3 separate regions of the Mus musculus genome follow, and regions 2 and 3 are each linked to region 1. Evidence: chromatin loops called from intact Hi-C (ENCODE). Cell type or tissue: left cerebral cortex. All regions are shown on one strand.

The links. Peaks named below come from ENCODE experiments on the same cell type or tissue, not always from the same donor. Only the 100,000 strongest peaks of a DNase experiment are listed, where the experiment ranks them.
Region 2: it touches region 1 in a loop (9-fold over the local background); 22 of 42 quality-filtered maps call a loop at or near these places.
Region 3: it touches region 1 in a loop (2.9-fold over the local background); 2 of 42 quality-filtered maps call a loop at or near these places.

Annotation. Positions count from the first base shown.
Region 1 is chr1:66,097,646-66,102,645 of GRCm38, reverse strand. No RefSeq gene overlaps it. Among named protein-coding and RNA genes, the nearest start is that of Gm51629, 130 kb to the left of the region's middle. In left cerebral cortex, a CTCF peak has its summit at 2,611; a DNase peak (open chromatin) is centred at 2,592.
Region 2 is chr1:65,308,372-65,313,371 of GRCm38, reverse strand. It overlaps Pth2r (parathyroid hormone 2 receptor), which reads right to left and starts at 2,115. Exons shown (of 13, transcript NM_139270.2): 1 at 1,702-2,115. The coding sequence starts at 1,776. In left cerebral cortex, CTCF peaks have their summits at 290 (motif pointing left), 1,045 and 3,074; DNase peaks (open chromatin) are centred at 1,054, 1,738 and 1,992; H3K4me3 peaks cover 1,160 bases.
Region 3 is chr1:66,468,046-66,473,045 of GRCm38, reverse strand. Unc80 (unc-80, NALCN activator) reads right to left here. Exons shown (of 65, transcript NM_001368824.1): 1 at 4,508-5,000; 2 at 3,534-3,582; 3 at 914-1,070. The coding sequence starts at 4,599. Among named protein-coding and RNA genes, the nearest start is that of Unc80, 2.6 kb to the right of the region's middle. In left cerebral cortex, no CTCF peak of the experiment used is centred here; DNase peaks (open chromatin) are centred at 1,021, 2,627, 4,119 and 4,847; H3K4me3 peaks cover 2,752 bases; H3K27ac peaks cover 1,298 bases.

The DNA of each region.
Region 1 (5,000 bases):
AAATATACATTATAATTTTTCTTTTTTATAACAAAGTGTATGTTTGAACAAATTCAATAAGGAGCATAAAATAAACTATTTCAATGTTTGGACATTTATTTACTTACTTATTATTCATCCATTTGTAAGCCTGGGGATTAAGTCTAGGACGTCACATATGCTGGGCAAGTGCTGTACCACTGAGCTACATCCTCAGTCCTGGAGACTTACTTCTAAATGGAGAAATGTCACAGACTTTATGTCAGACATCTTTTTTATTGACAGCCATGGGGCTCATGGGACACTGATTGTGTCACTAGGCTGTCAGCACCACGTGGCTTAAAATTTTGATGGAAAAGTAGGAACTACAAATCCAGACAAGCACAACTTTTCACATGATATTTCATAACTCAAGATTCCATTCTCATTAGAACTCTCTTTCAGTGATATTACAAAAATTTGCCGAAATTGCGTTTTCAGAATGAATGCTGACTCTTCATATGTTCACTAAAACTGAAAACTGTCAGACTCTCTCAACCATCTACCTCCATAATCAGAAATATGGAAGCATGGGAATTTAAACAGGTTCCTCAAATAGGCCACCACTATTCCTGGTATACTTGTAGGTAAATAGGAAGAAAATTACATTGTGATTTCATTTTCATTTGTTTCAATGCTTAAATTTTCCTCTTGAAGATTCTCTTTAAAACCTGGGTATTAGAGATATTATTTTAATATTTTTGAATTTTTTTTAGAAATCTTTTTGTTGTCATCATTTCTGATTTAAGTTAAATGTGGTAAGCAAATAGATTTTGAACAATGTTTCTTTAATAGTATCTTGAAGCTTCTTAGCACAGAATACAGCTTGTTATGTTCTCCACCCCAACCCTATGTGTGTGTGTGCACGTGTTTGTTTGCATGTGTGTGTGTGTAAAGAACATTTTTTGTTCTTGTTGAAAATTACCTATGAAGGTGCAGTTGACCTTGCTGCCAGGCTGCTGTGCCACCTGCAGAACTTCCTGGGAAAGTTTCCACATTGTATTGTGAAACCTCCCTAGGGGTGAACTTCCCTGGATGCCACACTTGCCAGGTAAACACTGTAGGAGCCAGAAGAGGAAGAACACACCAGGAGGAGGGAGGTCTTTCTTCACGTGCAGGCTCCCTCTGCTGCTGAAGCTTGCTGGAAGGGGCTTTACTACATTAAGTTCCAGCATGGCACATACCCCCAAGAAGAGTGGATTTGAAGCTAATAGGTAGCTCTGGCTAGTGTGCCCAAAACAGAATCATGTGGAGAACTCTTGCTAATATTTATTACAATGTGGCTTGTTTTTATCACACGGCAAACTAGTAGGGGGGGTCATATCAGTAACAAAGCTAGAAATTCAAACTTCTTGAGGTAATCTACTTACTAAGTGGAATCATGTCACTTTCTTATGATTCTCCTTTACTACTTATAAATAAAATAAAACTGCTCTACAGATAAATGAATTTATCATTAGATGGTGCTATATGCCCATGTCATTTAATATTTTCCCAATAGCTAGCATTTTATTTTAATAATTGTGGCTTTATAAGTTTATGTAAAGGCAACTTGAAATTAAGAAATTTACAAATTACCTAAAATTTAAGTAAGATATGGCAAACTAGGTGCATTTTTTTTTTTAGCAGAACAGCAACAAAGCAAAGCAAAACCCTTAGAAAATGCACAGCTTGTGTGTGATTAACATTGACCTGTGAACATGTACCTTGGCTACACACCACTGTACCAGGTGAGTCTGTTGCTATTGCTGTGGGTGCTGGGCATCTTTCTCCCCATTTAAATCTGTTCATCTTGATAGGGCTAGAGATATCAGAATTTGAGCAATCTTAAGGCTGTAATACGAGAATCTGACCCATAGTAAGGTCCGCCTCCCCCCCACCCCCCATCTGTTACTGCATTCTGAATCATCTTTCCGTTCTCCATTTCTGAACTTAGAAAAAACTTGAATTTTTCTACCTGATCCAATAAATACCAAAAAGGAACAAAGTAAAGAATAACCTACTTGGACTTAGTGGCATTCATTCACTCATGCAAAATTATACGGTGTCATCATGTTGTCTAACAAAGCAGTCTGTAGTGAAAAAGATAAAATATCTAAAATTTCCTGAAGGAAGTGTTAAAGAAATAGTGCATATAAGGTAATTATGTATGCTTTATGTATGTGTGAGTGTATGTTCTAGAGTATAGATAGGGTCTCATCCTGCAGCCCAGAGTGGCATGGAAGCTTAGCTCTTCTGTATCCTTTTGAGTGGTAGGATCTCAGGTGGTTCTTAAGACCAAACAGATTAGTGTTGAAATATTTATTTTAACATCTTCAAAATGCATAACTTCTCGTTAAAACCTGAAGTTCCTGTGTATAGTGAACTGTGTATGCTCCTGTACGTAGCCATTTAATTTCAGAAGGCCTGTTTCCTTATCAGAGAGGGATAGGTGTGGATTCAGTGGTCTGTGTAAAAATTTGTTTTTGTTTGAATTTAAAAAGAAGTATGTTTTGAACATTTGAGAAGTAGAATTTAGATATTATAGCAGAACTTTTCAGATGTTTAGTGCCAGCATTACTGTCACACTTCCCTGACAGTTCCTCTGATATTCCATGAGATGGTGCTATGTCACTATATGATGAGTTCCTATTTGCTATTTCTCATAGCCTGTCACAGAGTTATGGGTTGTAACTATTATTTCAAAAACTATTACAGCAAAATGATATATATAATTTATAAGAAAACAATTAGTGATCAAAAATTACTATTTAAATTAAAAGTTGAAAATTTTCATTAAGTGACAGATAATAAGCATACTAATAATTGTGGAGCATATGTTAGTCTACACTGAGAACTGCCTTTCCAACTTAACATAAGCTTTCAAGTGTGACTGAGGAGTGATTGATTTAGTTATATAATAGATTTATAGGGAAAACATATCTTTCTAACTATGTGCAGTAGTCCTACTAGCTCATAAATGCTCCATGTCATCGGTACCTGCCTAAATAATAATTAACGTCAGCTATATCTATTAGAGGTCATAGAGTCAATCAGGAGATAAATACAGGATTAACCCGGGTTCAATCATAAAAATAGGAATTAACCATTTCAAGCAGATAGTGATTTGATATAGTATTGTTTTTCCCAGTGTTTGGGAAGGTTAAATAAATGAAAATGGTGATGGAGAAGGCAGGTATATTTTCGGAGACTCAGAGAGAGTGGGACTCATGTTTGTTGCCCTGTGTGGTGGATCAGAGGCAGACAATGATGACACCTCTCGGAGACAAAAAACAGCTGCCAATGCTGCTCTATAGAACTGAGGCTGTGATTTGCCTTGGGATGCGATGCCATTGTGACAGTCATACTGAGAGAGAATTCAAGGTGTTTGCTGCACAACTCATACCTGCTGAATCTCAATTCCTGATTGCAGGATTCTCTACCAATGTCTTATTTGTACAGGAGTTCAAGAAAATACATGGTAAGGAAATTAGGGAAGTAGTTCCCAGGTGTTTTAGTTAGGGTTTTACTGCTGTGAAAAGACACCATGACCAAGGTCAGTCTTACAAAATACAACATTTAATTGGGGTTTGCTTACAGATTTAGAGGTTCAGTCCATCATCATCAAGGTGGGAGCAGGGCAGCATCTAGGCAGGCATGGTGCACACAGAGTTGAGAGTTCTACATTGTAATCTGAAGGCTGCTAGTGGAAGACTGACCTCCAGGTAGCTAGGTGACACTCACAGTGACACATCCAACAGGGCCACACCTACTAATAGTGCCACTCCTGGGCAGAGCATGTATAAACCATCACACCAAGGTTGTGGCCATAATAATAAACAATACAATGTATAAGAGAGTCAAACAGTGCTTAGTGTTGCAAGCAATTCCCAGCACACATTGTGTGGGATGTTTGTAAAGGTCCACTACTCTTGACAGCTGAATGTTGTTGTCTTTTTAAAGATAATTTTATAAAGTATTTATTTTTATCCATTCATGTGAAAAATTCTGTTGGTTTAACTGGGTCTTTGTATTCTTGTAGAGAAATTTTAAGATAAGAAGTCAAGAGTAATCTACTTGTTAGTAGATCTTTTTTCTTTCTTTCTTTCTTTCTTTCTTTCTTTCTTTCTTTCTTTCTTTCTTTCTTTCTTTCTTTCTTTCTTTCTTCCTTCCTTCCTTCCTTCCTTCCTTTCTTTCCTCTCTCTCTCTCTCTCTCTTCCTCCTTTCTTTCTTTCTTTCTTTCTTTCTTTCTTTCTTTCTTTCTTTCTTTCTTTCTTTCTTTCTTTCTTTCTTTCTGGGGTTAAATCTAAGGCTTTGCACAAGTAAACAAGCACTTTATGACTGATCACATCCCCAGCCCAATGTATCTCTTTACCGAATCCTAGTATTGTAAGCATTCTCTCTTATGAAGACAGAAAGAGCAAGGGTATTTGTTGAAATCCAAGAACTGGCTCTTGGTTTTTTGTTGTTATTTTGCTTTGTTTGCTTATTTGGATTTTTTTTTTTTGGTTTTGGTTTTGGCTTGGGTTTTTGTTTATTGGTTTTTGTTTTGTTTTTTGTTTTGGTGAAATGTTTTCAAATAATTTAAATGCATATTTACACCAACATTGGAAGCCTAAAAGCCTTTAAGTTTGAAAATTATGACAGACCAAAAAGGAAAAGAGATGAAGGAAGGACATCTGTGAGATGGCTGAGCTGCAAACCCTGACAACTGGATTTCGATCCTTGGAACATGGTTGGAAGAAAGAACTAACTGACCCTTTAATTTGTCTTCTGGCCTCCACAAACATGCTGAGACATTGTACTGGCTAGTTTTTTGTCAACTTGACACAGCTGGAGTTATCATAGAGAAAGGAGCTTCAGTTGAGGAAATGCCTCCATGAGATCCAACTGTAAGGCATTTTCTCAATTAATGATCAAGGGGGAAAGGCCCCTGTGGGTGGGACCATCTCTGGGCTGATAGTCTTGGTTCTATAAGAAAGCAGGCTGAGCAAGCCAGGGGA
Region 2 (5,000 bases), 790 kb after region 1:
AGGATGTATAAATATGTTTAAGACTACAGTTTTTCTTTAAAGATTAAAAATTTAGTATATAATGTAATCATACAGCAGGTTATTAATTCCTACACACACACACACACACACACACACACACTGAGAGGGAGGGAGGGAAAGAAAAGGAGGAAAAAAAGACATAAAAATCCTTGTTAAAAAATAATTACCAACCAGGAGGAATTTCAACACCCAAAGAGATCTGGCAGTATGTGCAAATATTTGCTACTGTCAGGGCCAAAGGGGTGTCACTGGCCTCTAGTGGACAGAGTACAAAGACTCTGCTGAATGTCCTGTCACTACAGGAGACAACCCCAAAAGAAATGGGTATGTGGCTCGAAAAGGAAAAGGCTGTAGTGAAGACCCAACTTGTTTTATTGAAAGCAAAAGGCAATTGGAACAATCTACGCTTGACTTCACAGTAATTTGTTTCTTTATTGTGCTAAATAATATCTCTAATTTCTTGAAAGGAACCTAGAACACCAAGTGAAAAGAACTGGTCAGAGCAGATCTGCTCCTTACACACGGAGATAGAGGTTTTAACATAGTATCCAAGGACCTCCTAAGACAGAAATGTAGGTGGTACCTTGGAGATCATCTGTTACTCTAATGGAAATGTACCATCCAGTCTAGAAGGCTCCCCCCCCCCATACCTGCTTATTCCTTCTACAAATATAGAAACTTCTTTTGAACTTAAGAGAACATATTTTTAAGTGTCCATTGTATGATTCCCCACTCATTCTTTTTTCACAACACAATAAGTCTACATGAAATGTCCTGATCCTGCTAAGTAAGAGTAGCATGTCTCAGGAAAGATATTTCCTAGAAATATCTTCTGATTTTATGTTGTTACGACTTTGGAAGATTGGATTTTTTTAACTGTATCTTTTGAATAACTAAAATTCAATTTGGTCATTTAAAGGTCTAAGATGTCATTTTAAGTACCACCGGAACATATTCATGGGTGCTTTAACTTTGTGGAAGTTTTTTTAAAACCAATTGAATCTTTATTTGACAGTCAATGTGCGCCCTCTACCGAACAGGACATATATAACCTCGGATATGTCTTAAATCATAGGACAAATCAAACCACAAAACACACACCACTGCAAGCATCTTTCTAGTTCGTTTGAAAAATAAATAAATAAAACTATAAACCTAACATATTCTTTGACTTAAAAAAATGAAGATGAACTGTTCCGTGCACATTAAAGAGACCCACTATGAAAGAACTTCCAGAAAACCCCTAAGCGACAGTGGCAATAAGAAAATTACAACCACTGCTATTCAACGTTTAAGACCCGAGCTGTATTTAATACGGTATTTATTCGGTATAGCCCCTTTGCTTAAATACGCGCTTCTGTATCAGAGAGAGAAACAGTTACACTTTTACACTGTATCATCGATTCTAGAAGTTTTAAGCTCTCAAACATGATGGTGAATTGCCAACAAACAAAACCTACTGTGGTGGTTGAAGCGAGTACCCCGGGGATTATCAGAAAGAACAAAGTTCTTCCCCCTCCAGCTGTGCATTACCAGATCCCTGAACACCAGGAAGCTGGTCCATCCGCCCGGAGCTGGGACCTCCCGCCTGAAGAGGATGTGGACAGACCGGTGCAGTGCGGCGCGCCCTGGGCTTGCTTCTCTGGCTGGGGAAGCACGCTCTGGTGTCCCAGCTCTTACCTGCGCTCTAACCAGGAGACAGCTACTGAGAATCAGCCATCCACAAATGTAGGTGAAAGTCTCCAGCCAGGCCATGTCCAAAACTGCCCAAGGCAAAAGCAGTCTGTATCCCAGGCTCGCTTACTTGTCCAGTATGGACCAAACTTGTGATGGGGAGCGAGGCACCGCTGGGCAGCTGAGGCGCGGGAGTCACTAGCCAGGACTCTCGGGGGTCTGGCTGCCTGCGCCCCAGAGTCTGGAACCCCGTCCTGAGGGCTCTGGGTGGTCCCGCCTTCTACCGAGGACAGCTGCAGGGAGGGGGCGGAGGACGCCAGTGCGTCCTTTGCCAGTCACTCAGTCCGCAACCCAGGAGCTCAGATGCCATGCGATCCCGAAGCAGGGCTGCAGCCAGGCTTGACTCTCGGTGTGTCTGCTTCGCTGCACTGGGCTCTGAGTCCCCAAGCCATCTCTGGGAATGCCCTAAGTCCTCAGAGGAATGGCCCAAAACTTTCCTCCTGCCCAGATGCGCACTGACCATCTGCCACCAAGATGCCAGTGTGATAAAGGCTTCCTGAGACCTGTAGGGTTAGTCTCTGCAGCTACCCACAGCACAAGTTCTCCGATTCATTTTCTCCTCACTACAATGATATGGCAGATATGGGAGGGGTGTGTGTGTGTGTGTGTGTGTGTGTGTGTGTGTGTCACACAAATTACTAATGAGAAATAGCATTTTGACGATAAAAGGACTCAGTCCTGTGGAAGCTCAAAGTCCCAAAAGAAATATTTCAGTTATTTCTAGCAACATTTTGTTGGTTTTTTGCTTGCTTGCTTGCTTGCTTGCTTGCTTGCTTGCTTGCTTGCTTGATTTTGTTTTTCAGTTATGGGTTATTGTTTGTTTTTGTTTTGCATTTTGGGAGTTTTGCCTCTGAAGACACGTTCTGATCAGGACGGACTGGTGCAGTAAACCGTAGCTTCTGTCCTCCAAGCTCACCGAAGCTCCAAGCTCACAGGGTTTTGTGTTGATCATCAGGTTTTGCCTTCAATCCTTTAAATGCAGCTCTTAGAAAGGCGTGCTCAAAATGAAAGCTTATAGCAAATACTCCAAAACCACTAGCTTCTTGCTAAACCCTCTTCCTGTACTCTCACGTGCTTTAATAGTAATTTTGTTCCTCAGAGTTGATGGTCAGAACATGGTCTGCCTGCCCCTTCTTCTCACTGTACCCTCCCATGGCAGAAACTGTGAAGGTATCTCTCTGGGATCCCTCATCAGGGTATTGCTACTATTTATTGGACCCTTAGATTGCAAGCATATGAATTCTGGGAGAACATAAGCGTTAGGTCCAGTTGTACACTCAAAACTTTATCGGGAAAGTTGAGTTTAAGATGCAGCGCCCTCTAAGGGAGATGCTCAGTAAGTGTATATATTATAGTTACTATTGATGATGGTGACGATGATGGTGGTGGTGGTGATGATGAATGATGATAATGATTGTGGTTGTGACAACTCAATCTATGACTGAGCAAAGGACTATGTTGAATAGAAGAATATTGTCTGTACTTGCAATATTCTGTATAACCGCTGCTATGGCTGTACACCTTTATTCTCACCTTAACTTCTAATACTTTAATCAATGTCAAGGGCTTTTTTTTTTCCTTTTTAATGTATCTAAATCTACCAGTGTTTTGTTTTGCAATGCTATGGATCAAATCAGGGCCTCCAGATACAAGTTAAGGTCTACCACTGAGCTAGCTCACCATTTTATCGTGTCAATTTTATGCCAAAATATTGAATACTTGTTTTTTGTATAAACTGGAAAATGTAGAATCTTTTCATCAAAATCGTTTCTCATTCTTTTGTACCATTAATAATTTTTAATTAGCTTGTTTAAAGTATTCAATTTAATAGCAATTTAACAGGTTCTCTAAGTACCCAGTATCCATGTAAGACTCCTACTGTCCTACATTGGACGCCAAAAATTTTTCTACATAAAAAAGTAACATTTTTAAAATAACAAAATAGCTTCTCATTGACCAAAATACAAGTGACTCCCCCTCCCCCGATTAAACTCAAGGATGTGGAAACATGTTTCTTCAAAGGATTCCTTCCTCCTAGAGATTTTTTTTAAGTCATAAAATAAAGTATGTCACCAAGTAGTCAGACTACAAAGGGGCAGGAAGGCTTCCAGAAGATTCTGATATTGTCTTCAGTAAAGTGGGGAGATTTTCTGTAAGATTAAGGTGCCAACATCTTTCAGGCTCTAAGGGCCCTGGGAGCCAGTAGTCCAGGAAGCCTACTTTCATCCTGTCACAACAAATGCTAGTGCAGACCCGTGGGCTAATGCACACAGCTCTGGCTTCCTGATCGGCAGTTCCTCTCTTTACAAGTCAGGATTTTCCAAGCAGCAAAACGCAAATAATCTGGAGGCTTTTAAGAATAAAAATGGCTGAGACAGATAGACAGCTATCAGACTAATGAATAAACATACCATTATTTACTAAAGAGTCTATTTTCATATATGTGTGTGTGTGCATATTCATTTATGTGGGGATGCCTCCTTCCCTCGTGTGTGTGTGTGTGTGTGTGTGTGTGTGTGTGTGATTTTTTTTTTCATGTTTTATTTTGTTTGAAACAAAGTCTCTTATTTGCCTGGAACTCACCAAGAAGGCCAAGCTGGCTGGGCAACCCATCCTAAGGACATCTGTGTCTTCCATCTCCCAAGCACTGGGGTTTCAAGCATGCACCATCCCTTCCAGACCTTTCCACATGAGCTCTGGAGACCAAACCCCAATCATTATGCTTACTTTTGCCGGCTGAGCTGTCTTCTCGGCCGAAGAATCTATCTTTTTAATGGGGAAGATCTTTTGAAGGCTAAAAGTTTAATAGCATCCTCTAAAATCCCAAGTGCAGCTCCCCAGAAGGGTTAAGGAATAAAGCGGGAGTTGCAGCTGAGTGAGCAGAGCCTCTTGCCATTTACCCAGAGAGGAATCCCATTCATCAACCCCAGATGTCAAGGACCTCTGGCAAATAACTTTCCAGTTCCCTCAGCTGTAATATCTGAGCCTCTGTCCTGGAGGTCCTCTGCCTGGAGCTCTGGAAAAAGGCAGCAGCAACAAAGAGCAGGGAGAATCCTGGGCATTTACAGGGAGGAATGGGCCAGATACATCTATCTATAAGGAAAGAGGGCCCCACAAGGGCAGTGCTTCTGTCTAGAGACCATGCTGATGTGAGAACTGAGATAACAACCAGGCCAACAAAACTCCTATCATCCACTCTACAGAGTTACATAAATGACAGCAGGCTTGGTATCTGTCAATACCTT
Region 3 (5,000 bases), 370 kb before region 1:
AGCATGCTGCCATATTTTATCAGATTTACAAACGTTTTTCCCAAATGGCCTGTCTTATCATGGTGAAAAGCATAGAAGGCAAAGATAAAAACTATTCTATTTTAGACCTGACCTGGAAAGGTCCTTGTAACATCAAAGTAGACACACAAACATACAGAGAGAATGAGATGAAAAGTGAGTCCTCTAATGTAGGAGAGTTGGCTAGCACATATCACTAGATGAGAAAAGCAATTTGGAAGATAATCATCTACTCTCTCTCTTTCTCTCTCTTTCTCTGTGAGAGAGAGAGAGGGAGAGGGAGAGAGAGAGAGAGAGAGAGAGAGAGAGAGAGAGAGAGAGAGACCCCAAAAGAGCAGTGAAATCAAGGAAATGCCTTATGACAGTGGTTTTCAACTTCTGTGCTGCAACCTACTTGACAAATCTCTTATCTCCAAAAATATTTACATCATAACTCATAATAACAGCAAAATTACAATTACAAAGTAACAACAACAACAACAACAATAATTTTAATGGTTGGGGTCACTACAACAAGAGGAACTGTTTTAAGGGGTAATAGCCTTAGGAAGGTTGAAAACCACTGCCTTAGAAGTATATGTCAAGTCATGAACACAGTTGCATTAAAAATGGAAATAAACAGTAAATCACAGACTAGGTCAGAATATTTAGCCAACCTGATGTTCCTGGTGTTATTTTAACATCTCTGTGGAGAGTACAATCACATATACAAAGCTAAAAACAAAGAAGCCTGTTCCCTTTTATAAATGGCAACGATGATACTATTAAGAAGGAAATTCTATGATTCTATGAGATAATGCATGCACAGTGCCCAGATGGTAGTATCTATGTAGCACGTGTTCTTGTACACATTACACATAAAGGACAACATAATTCAGCAATGTAGAGTGCCCACCTAGTTTGTTCCTGTTTGATAGCAGAGTTGCAGTGCAGTGGAGAACATGAGGGAGGGCAGCCTGCACTAGCTCCCATCTGGAAATGCTCTGGATTGCTTCAGAGAGGGCCGGGGACAGGCCATGCAGCTTGTTTTCCACCAACACTCGTTCAAAGGACTGCAGATTTCAGTTTTTAAAAAGCATACAAAATAAAGAATTGGAGACTATTTAAAACAGCAATGCTAAAACACTGCATACACCAAAAGATAATTATAGAACTCAGTTTTTAAGGAACACTCCTACTATTGCCAGACATACACTGACCTGCAGTGAGTCAACCATAAATCATTGTCAGTTGTCAATTTGTAGGCTTAAAATGATCTCTATTTTTATATCTGTTAAAATATACTTCTTCACATAGCAACCCATTTGTTATCAAGATATATTATATCTTATATTTATTTACAATATAATATTTATTTCATATACTACATTATATATACATAAGCATGCATATGTAAACTTATAATATTTATAATATAGTATTATATTTATAATATATGCTATTGAAATGTTGCTTCCATATTCAAAGCAGCTCCCACAGCTCTAGACCAAATCAAAATGTGTTTCATGAAAGTATCTTGAGAAAAGGAATTTATGTCAGTGTACTCAACAGGTGTGAACTGTGATAGGAGACTAGTTCAGGAAATCTGATTTGGGGCCACAGACTCATTTTATCTTCAAAGCAATGATACATTAAAGGAATTTCTTAACTAAACCAGGAAGAGAGAGGAGGGAAACAGCCCCAAGTGAGCCACCTTTGCCTTGGGTTTCAAAAAACTCTCCGTCCTTGTCAAGAGTAAAGAAAACTCCAAGAAACAGTTTGACCTATACACGTTTTGCTTTGTTTTGTTTTTCAGTACTGACCAGCTATTAGAACAAAGTCAATACATATGACACGTGTGCAATCGTCTTGTAGAGGGCTCTACCATAAACCCTGCATATTCTAAGGTACTCGTAACTATTAAGCTATTTGGCAAACTTGAATTGTTACAGGCATTATCTAAGAGAACTATTTCTTTTCTTACTTAAAAAGAAAAAGCAAAACAACAACAACAACAACAACAAAATCCTAAGTTTTATAAATTGATAGGTACACAGATATGTCAAAGAGGATGAATTGCTCAATCTCATAATCTCAAGGAACTGGGTAGTTAGTGCAATTTCTTCTTACATGTTGCTAATGTAACCTTTAATAGCTTAAGAAACTCCAGAGTTCTGTCCTTTATTGATATCAATTTTCCCCATCCCCTATTTATCTGCTTATCCATGTGTGAAACATAGCTACTTGGTATTTTGTGAGCACTTTAAAAACATCAGATAGCTCTTTACCATGAACAGAGAAAAGTCTTGGCTATTTTAAGCTGAGTAAGTATCAGCATGCTTTAAGGACGGGCTTAAGGTGTTAAGTTATTGTAATAACTCCGACACAAGAAATTCCACTGACAATACTGACAAGAAAGACATGTTTGAGAGTATCCTTGTGACAGCTCAATAAAGCCAATGCCTCCATGTTCCTGTGCATGTGTGCACATGTGCTTAACTCTCCAGTTGATTTGTACCATGGTTTGTAGATCTGATACTTCAGAAGTCCATACTAGAGTATCATCCACACAGCTTCTTACAAATACGTTTGGCAGCTTAGAAATGGACAGCTTTACACTTTCCCACTATACTAAATAGGATCCAAAGCCATCTGTGGGTCTGTTAAAATCCATTTCACTCTTGCGTCATGATTTCATGTCTTATTTTCTCAGTTTGCAAAATAGATCTTATATGGCTATGGGATTCCTTTCCAACCTCAGGACGAGTTCACTTCACTCTGTATTAATACCGATAGCGTTATTTTCATAAAGATTTAGATCATTCACTTTCAACTTTCAGAACTGCAGAATGTATGAAAGACATAAGAGTACAGAATTGGTTATTAAGTTATTTAAGTACTCCACAGTCATTCACTGCATGAATAACCAGCACATAATTGTCCCTGTTTTGTTGACTAACTATTTGATTTTTAATCTTCCCTAAAAGGCCCTCCTGAGCCTAGTTCTTCTCTCTCCACCTTCTCTTCTACTGCTCCATCAATAACTCCCATTACACTGGCTTATTCACACTTGATTCACACTTATTCACATTTGATGCTAAGGTCCTTTGTGGTTTCCTTGGCTCTCCTCTCAATATGGGATGTCTTCCTGTACACCTTGTGTCTTTGCCCATGCATCACATTAACAATTAAGCCTTATCTAATCATTGTCTATGAAATAACCCCCTTACCACATCTCTTCTGATATACTTTGTTACTTTTCTCCACAGTGTGTCTCACCATCTATCTTATTAAGTATTTTATGTATCTAGTCGTCTGTGTTCTTTCTGCCTCCTGCTAGTGTGTAAACTCTGGGCTTTGTTTATGTCTTTGCCCTACCCCAACAGGATGGAACTATGTCTGGTACATGGTAAATGCTCACTGATATTTGTCAGTTGAAGTAACTTTTGGCGTTAATAGGATTCAGTCTTTCCTCGGGGTAAATTATCATACAGAGAGAATATGGAAATAATCATTAAATGGTGAGAATCACATACCACACAAGAGGCTTCATATTGCTTCCCCAGTTTAGGCCTCAAAAATGCACTGAAAAATTAGTAAAGGTTTTTGTTATAAACATGAGCAAAACTATTTTTAAGGCATCTCTATGACATATTTTTCAATGACTAGGGCATGGCGGTATGAAACTCAGACTTCATGCTTCTGTATCGCTTGTTGATGAGCAGATATTGGATAGCTGACAACATTTGCTATTACACATTAATTACACACACGAAAAAGACTTTGCTCTTCATAATTTCCCATGCCGCTCTTATTTTGAAGACTTTTTTCTTAACTATTAAAATTCTAAATCGTCCATGGTCAGAATTGGTGCATTCCCCGTGCATGCAGTTATCTTTCAAACTGAAAAATGAGCTCGGATGTGGGTCATAATTCCCAGCGTCTTATTTTTATATGTACTCAATTTCTAAAATAACGAGAAAGCCCTTTACTGTTTATTGGCCGGGGTGTCAGGCCTGGCCAGGTGAAAGAAATCTATCAAAAATCATTTTGCCCAGGGGCTTTAACCATGAAGACGAGGCTGGCTGTATCCAAGCAAACATGGTTAACAAGTGGGCACAGCAGACATGCCAAACAAGCTAGAAAACAACAGGTCACCAGGCAAGGATTACAGCAGGAGATGGAGGGGGAATTGGAGGCGCAAGCTGGTTCAGTCCCAATTACCTTCCTAGCTCCCCGCCCCCTCTGCCCAGGCTCTCTGCCCTCCCATCCCTACCTCCTCAATAATGTATATATTTATTAGAAAACTGACAATCTGCTTGTTGTCAAACTTCAGTGAGATCTATCTATATTTTTTCATGCGTGCTTTTAAGTGGGTGCAGAGGGCTGTCTTTCCACCCTAGAGACGTTGCTAGCTGCAGGCTGCGGCACGGCCTCAGTGGCGGGGTTGGTTGCGGTGGCGACGACCCGGCGACCCCCCGAGCGCCACCTCTTGCCCCGCGCCCCTCACCTGGTTTGCCGCCACAGGAAGGTCTGGATGGGCAGAGGGATGCCGCGGCCGCCGTCCTGCTCCTGGCCCTCGGAGCTCTTCCTCTTCACCATGATGGTGGCTCCCGGGAGTCCTACCGCAGAACCCAGCGCGGGTTCCTCGCCGGCCGCCGCCGCCTCCTCGTCGCGCTGCTCCCCCCAGCTCTCATCCCCTCCTTCCCCGAGGCAGAGGCGGCTCTCCTCGCCGCCGGCCCCCGGCTCTCGCCCCTTCCCCCAGCCCTCCCCGCGCGCGGAACATGGCTGATGGAGGAGGGGAGGGCCGGAGGAGCGGCGCGGCGCGGAGGGGGGCGCTCGGAGCAGACGGCCGGCCCGCCGCCCCCGCGCCCTGCTTTCAGCACCTCCCACTGTGGACAGCGGCCCGCGCGGGGCAGCCCAGCCGCGGAGCAGAGCCGGGGGCCGGGGCTGCAGCTGCGGGGTGGCCGCGGGAGTCCACGCTCCGCATGGCACGGGCACGC